Linked DNA regions of Homo sapiens: region 2 is linked to region 1. The links are chromatin contacts, found by Hi-C in ENCODE. All regions are on one chromosome and are shown on one strand. The core of a region is the stretch at or near the end of the contact, and the rest is flanking DNA. Distances in the headings are between cores, read along the strand shown.

Region 1 (6,275 bases), core at 1,980-4,479:
GCCTCCCAGGGTCAAGTGATTCTTGTGCCTCAGCCTCCTGAGTAGCTGGGACCACTGGTGCACACCATCACGCCTGGCTAATTTTTGTATTTTCAGTAGAGACGGGGTTTCATAATGTTGGCTAGGCTGGTCTCGAACTCCTGATCTCAAGTGATCAGCCACCTCACCCAACCAAGAATAACAAGATATTATCTTTAACATTTTACATATTAAAAGATAAAGTGAACTTAAATGACCACTTAAATTAATACATTTGGCATTCAGCATCAGCACATTGAAATGTGTGAAAATTGTTGATTAACTAGAACAATGGGTTAACTATAAGATGGTACTAAAGAGGTTTAATAAAGTTGAAACTATCAGTCAATTTTGAAGCACTTGTCCGTTTAGGCTGCTTATTGTTCTTTTTTTTTTTTTTTTTTTTTTTTTTGAGACAGGGTCTCACTCTGTCACCCAGGCTGGAGTGCAGTGGCGCAATCTCAGCTCACTGCAGCCTCTGCCTCCCAGGTTCAAGCGGTTCTCCTGCCTCAGTCTCCCGAGTAGCTGGGATTACACCACCACACCTGGCTAATTTTTGTATTTTTGGTATAGACGGGTTTTCGCCATGTTGGCCAGGCTGGTGTCAACTCCTGATCTCAAGTGATCTGCCAGCCTCGGCCTCCCAAAGTGCTATTACAGGCGTGAGCCACCACGCCTGGCTTAGGCTGCTTAAATATTCTTTCTTAGGTATCCTTGGTTTTGGAAAAAAAAGAATAACAGAAAACTAAAAATTCCCAGTGGCAGTCTCTGTATCACTGGAATTTAACTTTTTGTTTGTTTGTTTTTTGAGATGGAGTCTCGCTCTGTTGCCTAGGATGGCGTGCAGTGGCGTGATCTCGGATCACTGCAAGCTCCGCCTCCCGGGTTCACGCCATTCTCCTGCCTCAGCCTCCTGAGTAACTGGGACTACAGGCGCCCGCCACCACGCCTGGCTAACTTTTTGTATTTTTATAGAGACGGGGTTTCACTATGTTAGCCAGGATGGTCTTGATCTCTTGACCTTGTGATCACCCGCCTTGGCCTCCCAAACTGCTGGGATTACAGGGGTGAGCCACCACGCGCGGCTGCAATTTAACTGTTTTTAATAGCTTCTAATTTGTATAAATCACACGTAGCAGTTAATAGAACTGTTCCAAATTCCCATCGGAGTAGCTGGTAGAGGAATTATCTCTGAGAATGCTGCTTCATTCTTTAGGAGGCAACACGGACTCTTGGAAAGAGAGGCAGGCCTTGCGTTGAAACACTGCCTCAATCACTAGCTATGTGATCTTGGAAAAGTTACTTAAACTCTGAGAATTAATATTTACTCCACATACTTGAAGTGAGATTGTGAGATAAAGAACACGACAATTAGTTGCTTTTCTTCTTTTCCCTCTTCTCCACGAGTAACAATCCATTTTAATCTCCATTTTAGTCTAGATCATTTGCTCAGGTTAAGCTTACAGGTCCCATCACTGTATCACTAAACATTACAAAGTTCCACAGTAAGAGACAATCTCGCTAACACAGGCATCATTATATGAGACTGATGAGCTTCTAGAAAGTCTGATGACTACATCATAATGGGAAGGATAAGGCGTTCCTCAAAATGGATGCCATAAGTAAAGTAAGCGCAATTCAATTGAACCCGAATGTTTATTGAGCATTTCCTCAGCTCATTCAAGAAGTCATTGTTAACCATATATTAAGGCATCCAAGAAACAAAAAGCGCATTTGTTGTAGTAAAAAACAAATAAAATAAAGCTGAAAAGATTTCAAATAAAAGGTTTCCAGAAAATAGGCATTAAAAAAATTGTCCTAAAAAAAAAAGTGCTGCTGTTTTTTCCTAAATAATGATCTAATTAAATCACCAAACTTACTCAAAATGGCTGTGTACAAAAAATGAGAGTTGACATTAGATCTCGGACATATTTCCCACATACACAGTGATTTGAAGTAAACTGCAGTTTGTTTTGAATAAATCTAAGTTATATGTTGTATTACTATGTATTGCTAAATTCTCTGCACTACTGTCATGCAATACTAATTTTACAGGGGAAGCTGAAGCCTGATTAACTTCGTCAGTGCCACAGGAAGAAACAAGAGACAGAAGGAAAAAGCACTTTGGATGCCCGCTGTAATTCACAGAGATCTCCACGGTAGGAGCGGGACGTCAGCTTCTGCGGCTAAAATCTCGTGACTGAAGCAGCACAGATCAGAAAGAACGATTTACCAGGTATCTATTTCGTTCTAGAAAGGGGCCCATAAACCTAAAAAGCATCCAGGAGAAATCGCTTCCTCCCGCTTGGCGGCAAAGGACAGAGCAGGAGGGCGAGCACTGAGTGTTTAAGAAGGATGAGGCCTACATGGCAAAGGCTTCGATAAGTAGGGAATGCAAGGAAACAGAAAAGGGGGAATCAGGTTCGCAAAAGTTTACCTTTTAGCGCCAGCAGGTGCTCCTGTTTAGGGGGATTCACTTCCATTTTGACCGGCACTTTTGACCCACAGCCTACGGGGGCTGGACAGGTTCAACTTGCCCCGGAAGGAAACGGAAAACCTCGCGTTTGGCAAAACCAAAAGTCAAACGCACTCTCAACCTCTCTCTGGTGGTGGTACCTTAAATTCTCCTACTGTGTCCTTTACAAACTGGCTTCTTTTCAACAAGTCCATTTCTTCTATCTTAGAAACGTAGGCATAAAATACTTTGTTTTCCATCTGCAATCACACATCGCGACTGCAGGAAAAGAAACCACCCCTAGGTAACAATACGCGGCCTCCCAAAGGCCAACGTTGCCGGAGTTTTTTTTTTAAAAAAAAAAAAAAAAAAAAAAAAGAGAGAGAGAGAGAGTGGCATGCTGGGATTTGTAGTTTATACAAAAACCGCGTTGCATGCAGGGAGATGCCCGTACCCCCTCACCGCCCTCAGTTCACGCCCTGGCTGGTTTGGATTCGAGAGGAAAAATCATTAAAGGATCTGGAGTTTTCACCCCAAAACTTTAATCGTTTTGTCCCTTCTTTTTTTTTCTTGTCTTTCCTCCAGCAGCTGCAGACTACATAATGAAAAATAACAAAAGTGCCCATGCGCGAGGCTGTGCAACTAACCACCCGACGATTGCGGGGAGGAGGAGTAAGAGTCGGCTAAGCGGCGCCCAGTGTCCTACTGCGCCTGTGCGCCGGTGGCGTGCGCAGAGGCCTCTGGGTAGGTGGCTCAACCCCGCCTCTCAGTTGAGGACTCTGAAGGCTGTTTCTGTGGCGCTTCCCCTGCGAGGATGGCTACCCTGGTTGTAAACAAGCTCGGAGCGGGAGTAGACAGTGGCCGGCAGGGCAGCCGGGGGACAGCTGTAGTGAAGGTGAGGGACCTTGCGTGCTCTATTCTCCACCATCGGCCTCCCTTCGGTTCATCCTGGAGACCTGGCGGCATCGCCGCGGCCCAGGCTTCGATAGGTGGGATGCGCGGCCTCTGGGCCCCTTTTGGCATTACAAGTCTCGTCCTGTCCTCTGCATCCTTTCTCTCCTATGGCCTGAAATTGCCTGGTCTTCTGCTCATGACATGTCATCATCGGGACATTTGTGAAAAGGAGCTTGCGGGCCAGTGGCAGTGACCTAGACCGGTCTTTTCTCCAGGTCCTCTGCTTTTAGTTAAACTCAACAGACATTAATTAGCTTAGTATTATAAATTGAGTCATCATCATCGTAACTACGTACTAAGTTAGGTGTTTTAGCTCGTTAATATCTACTTATGAAGTAGATGTGAATTCCCATTTTACAGGGAGGAAACCCAGGTTTAGGTAAACAGTGTGTGGCAGAGCCCCGGGTTGACCGGCTTTAAAGTCTGTACTTTTCGCTCTTGTACTGCGTCTGTAATCAGACATCTGTTATTGGGTGAGCTGCCCCCTCCCCTGTTAGTAGTACAGTCTATTAACTCTTTGCACAAGTCTGCAGCATCGTCATAGCTGGGCATTAACGATAGAGTTTATGAATTTTCTTATGCTTGAAGTTTGAGATTCTACCATGTATACATGCTCCAGAATCAATTTGCTAAAAAATCATTTGAAATATGTGGCACTCATTTTTCCCTTCCACTGTTGTGCACGGAAAGATATGGAGGGGAGAACTGATCCCATTGGTTTATAGAGTAACCTTCAGGAGCATCTCTAATCTAAGAGATTGATAATTCTCATTCCTGGCTACATATTAGGATCACTGAGGAGTTTTAGTACACTACTGATGCACTCCTCCTCCAGTTCTGATGAGGTTGACATCAGTATATTTTAGGAATTACCAGAAGTTATTTTAATGTGCAACCAGGGTTATGAATTACTGATCAAGGTAATATATGAAGTTTTTTTCACATCTTGAAAAGTAGACACCTATGATTATTCAGGTAATGTTGGTTTTATATGACAGCAAATGAGACATTTCTTCCCACAATTTAGTATCAGTGAATATTGGTGGTTGTTGATTCAGATGACCTTTAGGTACTAATGAAGTTATTCTACAGGTACACGGCATATCTGATATGCAAAGGAGCCCTCATTATTAGGCATGTTGTGTGACTGAGATTTTATTTATTGAATTGTGCTTTTGCTAAGTAGAGAATACTTGAAGAGCAGTTTGTGAATTAACTTGAAGTTTAAGTTTTATTTCATAATTGGAATGGGTATCATTGCAGTATCTATTTTTTTGTTACCCTGTTTGCCTTACAGTCTCAAAAGTGTACCAAAGCCTGATGTAACTCCAGTTTCTTACAGCACAGAATTTGATACATTGGAGGCTCACCTTGTTCATTTTCATCTTAACATGTAAAATATTCCTGAACTGTGCAATGAAATAGTCCTTTCTGACAAAATCTTCATGCCATAATTTGTAGTAGGTATAGTAGCATAAACTAAAAAAATCTCACTGTCATTTCTATAGATGAAAGCAAGAAGTATTTATTGGAAGGTAAAAGTTGAAGTATATAATGCTAATACTGTGTAAAATGGCCTTTTGCTTGTGAACAAGTTGATAATGACATGGCTTTTATCATTAGAGAAAACAGTAACATAAAAATCTGATATTGTGGCTAGGCGCGGTGGCACACGCCTGTAAAGCACAAAGTGCCTGGGAAGCACTTTGGGAGGCCAAAGTGGGCGGATCACTTGAGGTCAGGAGTTTGAGACTAGCCTGGCCAACATGGCGAAACCCCGTCTCTACTAATAATACAAAACGTAGCCAGGCATTGTGGTGTGGGCCTGTTAATCCCAGTTACTCAGGAGGCTGAGGTAGGAGAATCACTTGAACCCAGGAGGCGGAGGTTGCAGTGAGCTGAGTTTGTGCCACTGCATTCCAGCCTGGGTGACAGAGTGAGACTCCATCTGAAAAATAAAAGATAAAAAATCTGATATTGTGAAATAACTGACATTTAAAAATGTATCACAGAAAGTTTCACACCTTTAATCTCAGCACTTTGGGAGGCTGAGGTGGGAGGATTGCTTGAGCCCCAGAGTTTGAGACCAGCCTGGGCAACATGGTGAGATCCTATCTCTACAAATAATAATAAAAAAAAATTAGCCAGGCGTAGTGGCACATGCCTGTGGTACCAGCTACTTGGGAGTCTGAGGCAGGAGGATTGTCTGAGCTTGGGAGGTCAAGGCTGCAGTGAACCATGCTCAGGCCACTACTCTCCAGCCTGGCTGACAGAGTGAGACCCTTTCTCAAAAAAAAAATAATAATAATAATAAATAACAACATAAAATAAAATATCTGATTGATTACAGTTTGATTTACAAGTAATAAGTTTGAAGCTTTTTTGGCATTTTTTGAAGTGTAAAATTAAGAGCTTTTTCCTATCTAGGGTTTTTTGCTGTTAACCACAATTCCTATTTATAGATACTGAGGAAATATTTTCTTGCTGTATTATTTACCGAGTTGATGCAAAATAGTCTAGTAACTTTATTTTTGGACCTGTGTTTGGTTTGCTAATCAATGGAATTTTATTAGTGCTTTTTGAAAAATACATTAACAGCATAAGGAAGTTCTTTTAAATCTTTGTATAGTGATGGGATCAGAGATACAGGATTGAAATGAACTAAACAATTTTAATATGGTTCTTTGGAGTTTATTGTCATAAATTTACTTTATTAGAGTATCATAATACAGCATTTATAAAATGTTGCATTTATTTTATATCAAATTCTATTGTGAATTTTTGAGACAGAGCCTCACTCTGTCGCCCAGGCTGGAGGGCAGTGGCACAATCTTGGCTCACTGCAAGC
Region 2 (6,275 bases), core at 1,145-3,644, 1.6 Mb before region 1:
ATCTCACGAGTCTACTTAGAGCAAGTAGCACTTTTCTCTGGGGAAGTTATTGGGGAAAAGCAAAGCATTTTAGTCCCAGCTATACCAAATTTGGTGGCTTTGGGCACTTATTGGAAGGATCCAAACTCTGCTTTAAAATAGAAACACGTATGTGAGACTCAAGTCATCTCTAGAAAGATGTTTAGAAAATATGTGCAAATGTTCAGATATTGCCACAATAAAAACCCTCTGCCGAATCTTAACCATTTACTTCTAGTTCCCAAGCTCGTCCCCGAGCCCCTTCATATTCTACCCAGGGCACTCACATGCAGGATGACTGCTGGAGATCTTATGTGATTGGGGAGAGCCTCCCTCACAGGAGGAAGAAGCCTCAATAAGCAGAGATTGAGTATGCATATCTGGCAAGCCACCTTAATTAGCTTCTTCATATGTACAAACATTTCCTCACAGCCCTACTTAACGATCAGCGGTCATCATGTGCCCTAATTCAGAGACTCTGTATCAGCAATAAATTGGGCCTGGGGCAGCCTCCTCCTGCCCTGTCATTAAAGAGTCCTATTTACTGTGGCCTTTGCAGTCACTCCATCTCCTTAGCACTGGAAAGTCACTACAGCTTGCAGTGTTTACTTTGGTGGTCAACAGCAATAGGCACTCAGTGGTCCCGGCAGTAGCTCAGAGCCCATAGATTCTGTGCAATTAAGAAAATACAGCTGCATGAAGTGAGGAGTGGCCCATGGGCCTGGGGACCAAGTCAGCATGTCCTTGGCATTTACTAAGTCCAGATGTCTTTATCTTCTGGGCAGGAAGTCAGAGCCTGTCCAGATGGCATCTTGATTGCTTTTGGCCCAGCTGATTAAATTTCTAAGGCTGACATCTCTTCCAAATACCCTCTCCATCCTATGAAATGTGGTTGTCAGATAAGTGCCAGAAAGAATCCCCAGAGAGGACTGCAAACTGGGAGGGCCTGAAGGCAAACCTGAGCGCCTGAGAAGTCCGCGCTGAACACATTTCCTGCCATATGGCTGGGGTTCTGGGATTCTTTCCACTACAAGCCAGGGGATTTCTTGAGAAGCAAGAGTGAGTCTGGGATCAGACAGAGAGAGTTAGGAGCCCTGGAACTTCCACTTTCTGACCTGTGAACTTGCATGTATTTCTGAACCACTCTAACCTTTGTGCACTCATCTATAGATTTGGGATAAAAATAGCACCTACCTCATGTGAACCCGGGAGGTGGAGCTAGCAGTGAGCCAAGATCGTGTCACTGCACTCCAGCCTGGGCGACAGAGCAAGACTCCGTCTCAAAAAAAAAAAAAAAAAAAAAAAAAAAAAGGACCTACATCAACAAGTAGTTCTGAAATTATATGTGATAAATAATGCACATCAAGTGTTTACAAGAGTACCTGGCATATAGTCTGTATTACCTACATATATTTTATTTTTGCTCTTCCTTTTACTTTGCCTCCTGAGGAGCTGCTCCTTAAAACCACAAACTGAATATGGACAATAAATCAGCCTGGTCATTCACGCATGCTTTATGCTAGAAATAACACGTAATTCTTGCCAAGCATGGTGGCTTATGCCTGTAATGCCAGCTACTCAAGAGGCTGAGGCAGGAGGATCACTTGAGGCCAGGAGTTCAAGACCAGTCTGGAACACAGTGAGAACTCTGCCTATAAAAATATTTTTTTAATTACTATTTTTGTAATTTATTTTTTTTTAGAGACACGGGCTCACTCTGTCACTCAGGCTGTAGTACCATGGTGCGATCTCAGCTCACTGCAGCCTCGACCTCCTGGGCTCAGGCAATCCTCTTGCTTCAGCCCCTCAACTAGCTGGGACCACAGGCATGTGCCTCCACACCTGGCTGATTTTTGTATTTTTTGTAGAGACAGGGTTTTGCCATGGTGCCCAGGCTGGTCTGGGACTCCTGAACTCAGGCAATCTGCCTGTTTCAGCCTCCCAAAGTGCTGAGATTACAGGCGTGAGCTACTATGCCCAGCCAGAAAAAAAATTTTTTTAATACATAAAATAAAAATAATTCTTTATAGTCCTTTATGGGTTATTCTCTATAGTCCTTTCTTTCACAAGCACCCTTCAGAGGTAAGCAGGGGAGACAGTATTTCTCTTTTGTAGAAGAAGTTGAAACACTTAGAGTCTAATGATATGTCCAAGATCAAATAGGTATCTGTGTCTGAAGATGGAAACCCATGAAGGCTGTTGAACTCTTGTCTGCTGCTAATCCTGCTCACAAGAGGAAGACAGGGCTGCACATCGAGCAGAGGAACAAACAAAAGGTTCCCTTACCCCATCCTGCCTGTAACAAATGCTCCCAGTCATACTGATGGGACATTTCTGAGGTTCACTAGAATGAAGGAAGGATGCCACATTGCCATTTACGGAAGTTGTTGCCTACCTCTTAGCTAGCTTGGGCAATCCTTTCCTCCCACGCTCACTATAAAGGGCTGCGGAAATTTAATCTAATACAATGCTCACAGTAAAAAGCCTGACATAAGACAGGGTGTGCAAAATGTTCCTGAAGGGCTAAAAGTAAATAATAATATAAGTAAATTGAATAATAATATAAGTAATCTCCACTTTTGGGACTGTTAAACTCATAGGTTGTTCACTTACATTCTTAATGAAAAAATGACAGGGCTGGATTAGATTATTTTAAAACTTATTTTTAGCTTAAAATTTCTGATTTCAATGCACCACTATTGAAACTATTTTATTTCAGAGTTGAGAGTTTATCTCAGAATCCCAATTCCCAGCCCTGTACTCATTCTAGTCCCTGTATCTCAGTTCCTGTTAATATTACATTCATTTACAGTTTGAGAGAAAAACCCTAAGGATGCCTTTAACATTTCTGCCTTCAAAAAATGCATCAGATGAAAGAGAAGTTAGTGAACGGCACTGATGTTATGGTTAATTGAAAGTTAAAGCTTGACAAATATTCTAACATGCTACACATATTTTCAGAACTATATATATGTAACTAGATGACCACAAAAAATAGTGAAACCCAGATTTGGGGAAATGTTCCAACACCAGATAGTTTTCAAATTGCTATAATGAAGGCCCAGAGAATGGATATTTCCAAAATCACTCATCTTGGGAAGAGGTAAATCCTGGGACAGGGAGTGCAAACGTCCTTGGATAAGACAGGTAAAGACCTCCCCTTCCCCTGAGTATGGAAACACAGAAGATTTGGGCTCAGAGGCACATGAAAGGACTTAGACAGCTCACCTCTGTCACAAAAAAATTCTCTATGTCATGTGAAGGTACTGTGCTTGCACTGTTGGTGGTGGCATTGGCAGCAGTGCCAATAATAGTGCAGAGAGGGCCAGGCCTGGTGGCTCACGCTTGTAAACCCAGCACTTTGGGAGCGCGAGGCAGGCAGATCACCTGAGGTCAGGAGTTCAAGACCAGCCTGGCCAACATGGTGAAACCCCGTATCTACTAAAAATACAAAAAATTAGTTGGGTATGATGGCAGGCACCTGTAATCCCAGCTACTTGGGAGGCTGAGGCATGAGAATTGCTTGAACCCAGGCGGCAGAGGTTGCAGTGAGCGAAGACTGTGCCATTGTACTCCAGCCTTGGCAACAAAAGCGAAATTCCGTCTCCAAAAAAAAAAAAAAAAACAACAACAACAACAACAAAAAACAGTGCAGAGAAATAGTCAAGTTCTGGATGAGGGTCAGCATCACAAGCCTGTCCAACTTCAAAAGTACACAGCTGAGCTTGAAATTGAAGGGGACCAGAACATAACACCCCAAAATTCACCACTTTGATGTGTTGATTATTCTGACCTGAAAGTAACTGAGAAATTGCAGATGTAGGAGAGGCTTCCTGCCCTCCCCATTTTTACCTAAAAACAGGACATAAATTTCCCATGAGAAAGGTGCCATTCCTGTACCTGGAATAAGAGAATATTCTTATCACTGGAGACAAGGAGTCAAAACAGACCTTACTTAACCTTTACCTTTCATTAATTTTCCCCATATATATCCCAGTCACTTTCCCACAATTTACTGCTCCTAGCTCAAATCCCTTTTTCCTTTGTCTTGTAACATCTCCACAGTTGATTGCTCTTTGTTAAAATGGTATGTAATCCTCTGGGTCTAACCGCCGCTTTGGGATCTTCCTGTCTTTCTAGGAAGCCCTTGTGCCACACAAAAATATTAACATCAAATAAAATTATTGTGCTTTTTCTCCTGTTAATCTGTCTTTTGTCAGTTCAATTCACAGGCTCCAGTCTGAGAACCAAAGAGGGTAGAGGAAAAGTCTTTCTTCCCCTATAAAATCAAGCCAGACATGAGGAAAGCCCTGTCTCCTCTCAAGGTGTGAAAGGAGCATCACCATCACTTGCTCTGTCTAGCCTGGTAGCCTCACAAGCAGCATCAACCACAAAGACAGAAGCAAAAGCAGCATGACAAGAAGGCAGGAGTAGAGGAACAGATAGCTTTGTTCTGGTGCACTCATGAAGCAGCACAACAATAACCCTCAGAGAGAGGTGGGCTTGACTTTGGGCCCTTATTGCTCTGAACCTTGGGTTATAATAATTTGATTTAAAAAATAAACAGGCTGGGCATGGTGGCTCACACCTGTAATCCCATAATTTTGGGAGACTGAGGCAGGCGGATCACCTGAGGTCAGGAGTTCAAGACCAGCCTGGCCAACATAGAGAAACCCCATCTGTACTAAAAATACAAAAATTAGCCGGGCATGGTGGCACACACCTGTAATCCCAGCTATTCAGAAGGCTGAGGAAGTAGAATCTCTTGAACCTGGGAGGCAAGGTTGCAGTGAGCTGAGATCGCACCAATGCACTCCAGCCTGGGTGACAGAGCAAGACTTCGTCTGAAAAAAATAATAATAAAATAAGATAAACAAACATATATTGGGAAATATAATGATAAAGAGTAAAACTGACCATACAATATTTAAAATATTCACGTAAAATTTTAGATGCAAATAAACATAACCATCTGGAGGCAGGAAAGCAGGCTTGAACAAAAAGCAGAACTACAACTAAATGTAGAGAGGGGAAAAATATAGGTCAGTTTAATACCAACTGGTGCCCATAAGATATAATATAAATTATTGTTTTAATCCCCTAATGAAATTATTTTAAAAATATCTAGCTTTTTGCTAAACTTAGATCACAAAAGCATATTTTGGTTTGCACATCCTTGAAAGAAAGTACATTAGCCTTTGAGTTATCACCAGGAAAGAGCCTGAAGAGCCAAATAAAGAGTTATAGGACCCCAAATCACTCCCAGATTATAAATACATGGCAACAAGGAAGTGAATGTATGGGCCTCACCAGACAGGAAATTGGGTAGTTCTGTGGGGTCACCCATGGGGAGATAGCTGACCACAAGGGACAAACTGCATGCAAATGTAGTAGAATAAAAGACAGTACAACAACAAAAACAATGATTTGGGATTTGTATGTAAATATATGTTAATACCTAATATAAGGATGCTTGAACTTTTGAAAACTTCTGGGGCCCACAGTCTGTTGTTTCCTCACTGAAATGGATGCTGATCAGTAGAAATAAATACATTTCTGGTGCCTTTTCTCATGTTCTCTTCTCCCTCTCCATATCTCTGCAAGAACTGTTTCTCAGCATGGGTGCTGGCAGTTTGATCCCTTAATGGCACTATGAGTCAACTGGGAATGCAGAAATCATGGTGCCCATCACTCCGCCAAACTTCTTTCTCTAATTTTTGTTTGCCAAGAAGATGTGAGACTACCTGGAAAAAGAAAGAGCAGATTATTAACAAAAATCAAGTGTAACTCAATATTATTGGCTCAAGCCAAAAACTCTGTTACAAAAGTAAATTGGAAATCATAGTTTTGAAATAGAGTAATGGAGTTTTAAATAAAGAAGTACCTTGTTGATAAGCTAGTTAAACTCCATAATTTCTCAGGTAAGTAAACTGAGACTGAGAGACTGCCCCAGTGACACACAACCAGTGAGTGGCAAAGCTGGGATTAAAATTCAAGTCAGTGCTTTTCTTGGGCAATTGGGAAAACATTTAGATAAACAGCCTGCTAGGGGTTGTAATACATGAATTTATGACATAGTTTGAGGAACTAGAGATTTTTAACCTAGAAAGAGAACGATTCAGGGACATGGTAGCTATTTTCAAATACTTGAAGGTAGAAAAGGCCTTGAACTTACTCTGTTAGCCAAAGGAGACTTTAACAGTTCAATATAAGATAAAACCTTTTAAACAGTCAAACTTGGCCAAAACCATTGGGGG

Evidence for each region. Hi-C counts contacts between places; a loop is a spot of excess contacts on that map. Pooled maps may share reads with other maps.
Region 2: a map of naive thymus-derived CD4-positive, alpha-beta T cell shows a loop between it and region 1 (5-fold over the local background). The contact joins the enhancer-like site here to the promoter of TRIM23 in region 1. A Hi-C loop is called at or near these places in 1 of 168 maps with a recorded cell type or tissue (naive thymus-derived CD4-positive, alpha-beta T cell), 1 of 37 single-sample maps with no recorded cell type and 7 of 50 pooled maps.

What each region holds. Positions count from the first base shown.
Region 1 is chr5:65,621,287-65,627,561 of GRCh38, reverse strand. TRIM23 (tripartite motif containing 23) reads left to right here and starts at 3,229. Exons shown (of 11, transcript NM_001656.4): 1 at 3,229-3,368. The coding sequence starts at 3,288. TRAPPC13 (trafficking protein particle complex subunit 13) reads right to left here and starts at 2,535. Exons shown (of 13, transcript NM_024941.4): 1 at 2,456-2,535. The coding sequence starts at 2,501. It overlaps SHLD3 (shieldin complex subunit 3), which reads right to left and starts at 2,535. Exons shown (of 2, transcript NM_001365341.2): 1 at 2,456-2,535. RefSeq lists enhancers at 3,020-3,099, 3,230-3,559.
Region 2 is chr5:67,199,135-67,205,409 of GRCh38, reverse strand. No RefSeq gene overlaps it. Among named protein-coding and RNA genes, the nearest start is that of CD180, 5.5 kb to the right of the region's middle. Within about 2 kb of position 2,394, at least 5 of the 41 ENCODE cell types and tissues checked have a DNase peak (open chromatin) inside an H3K27ac peak, as active enhancers do.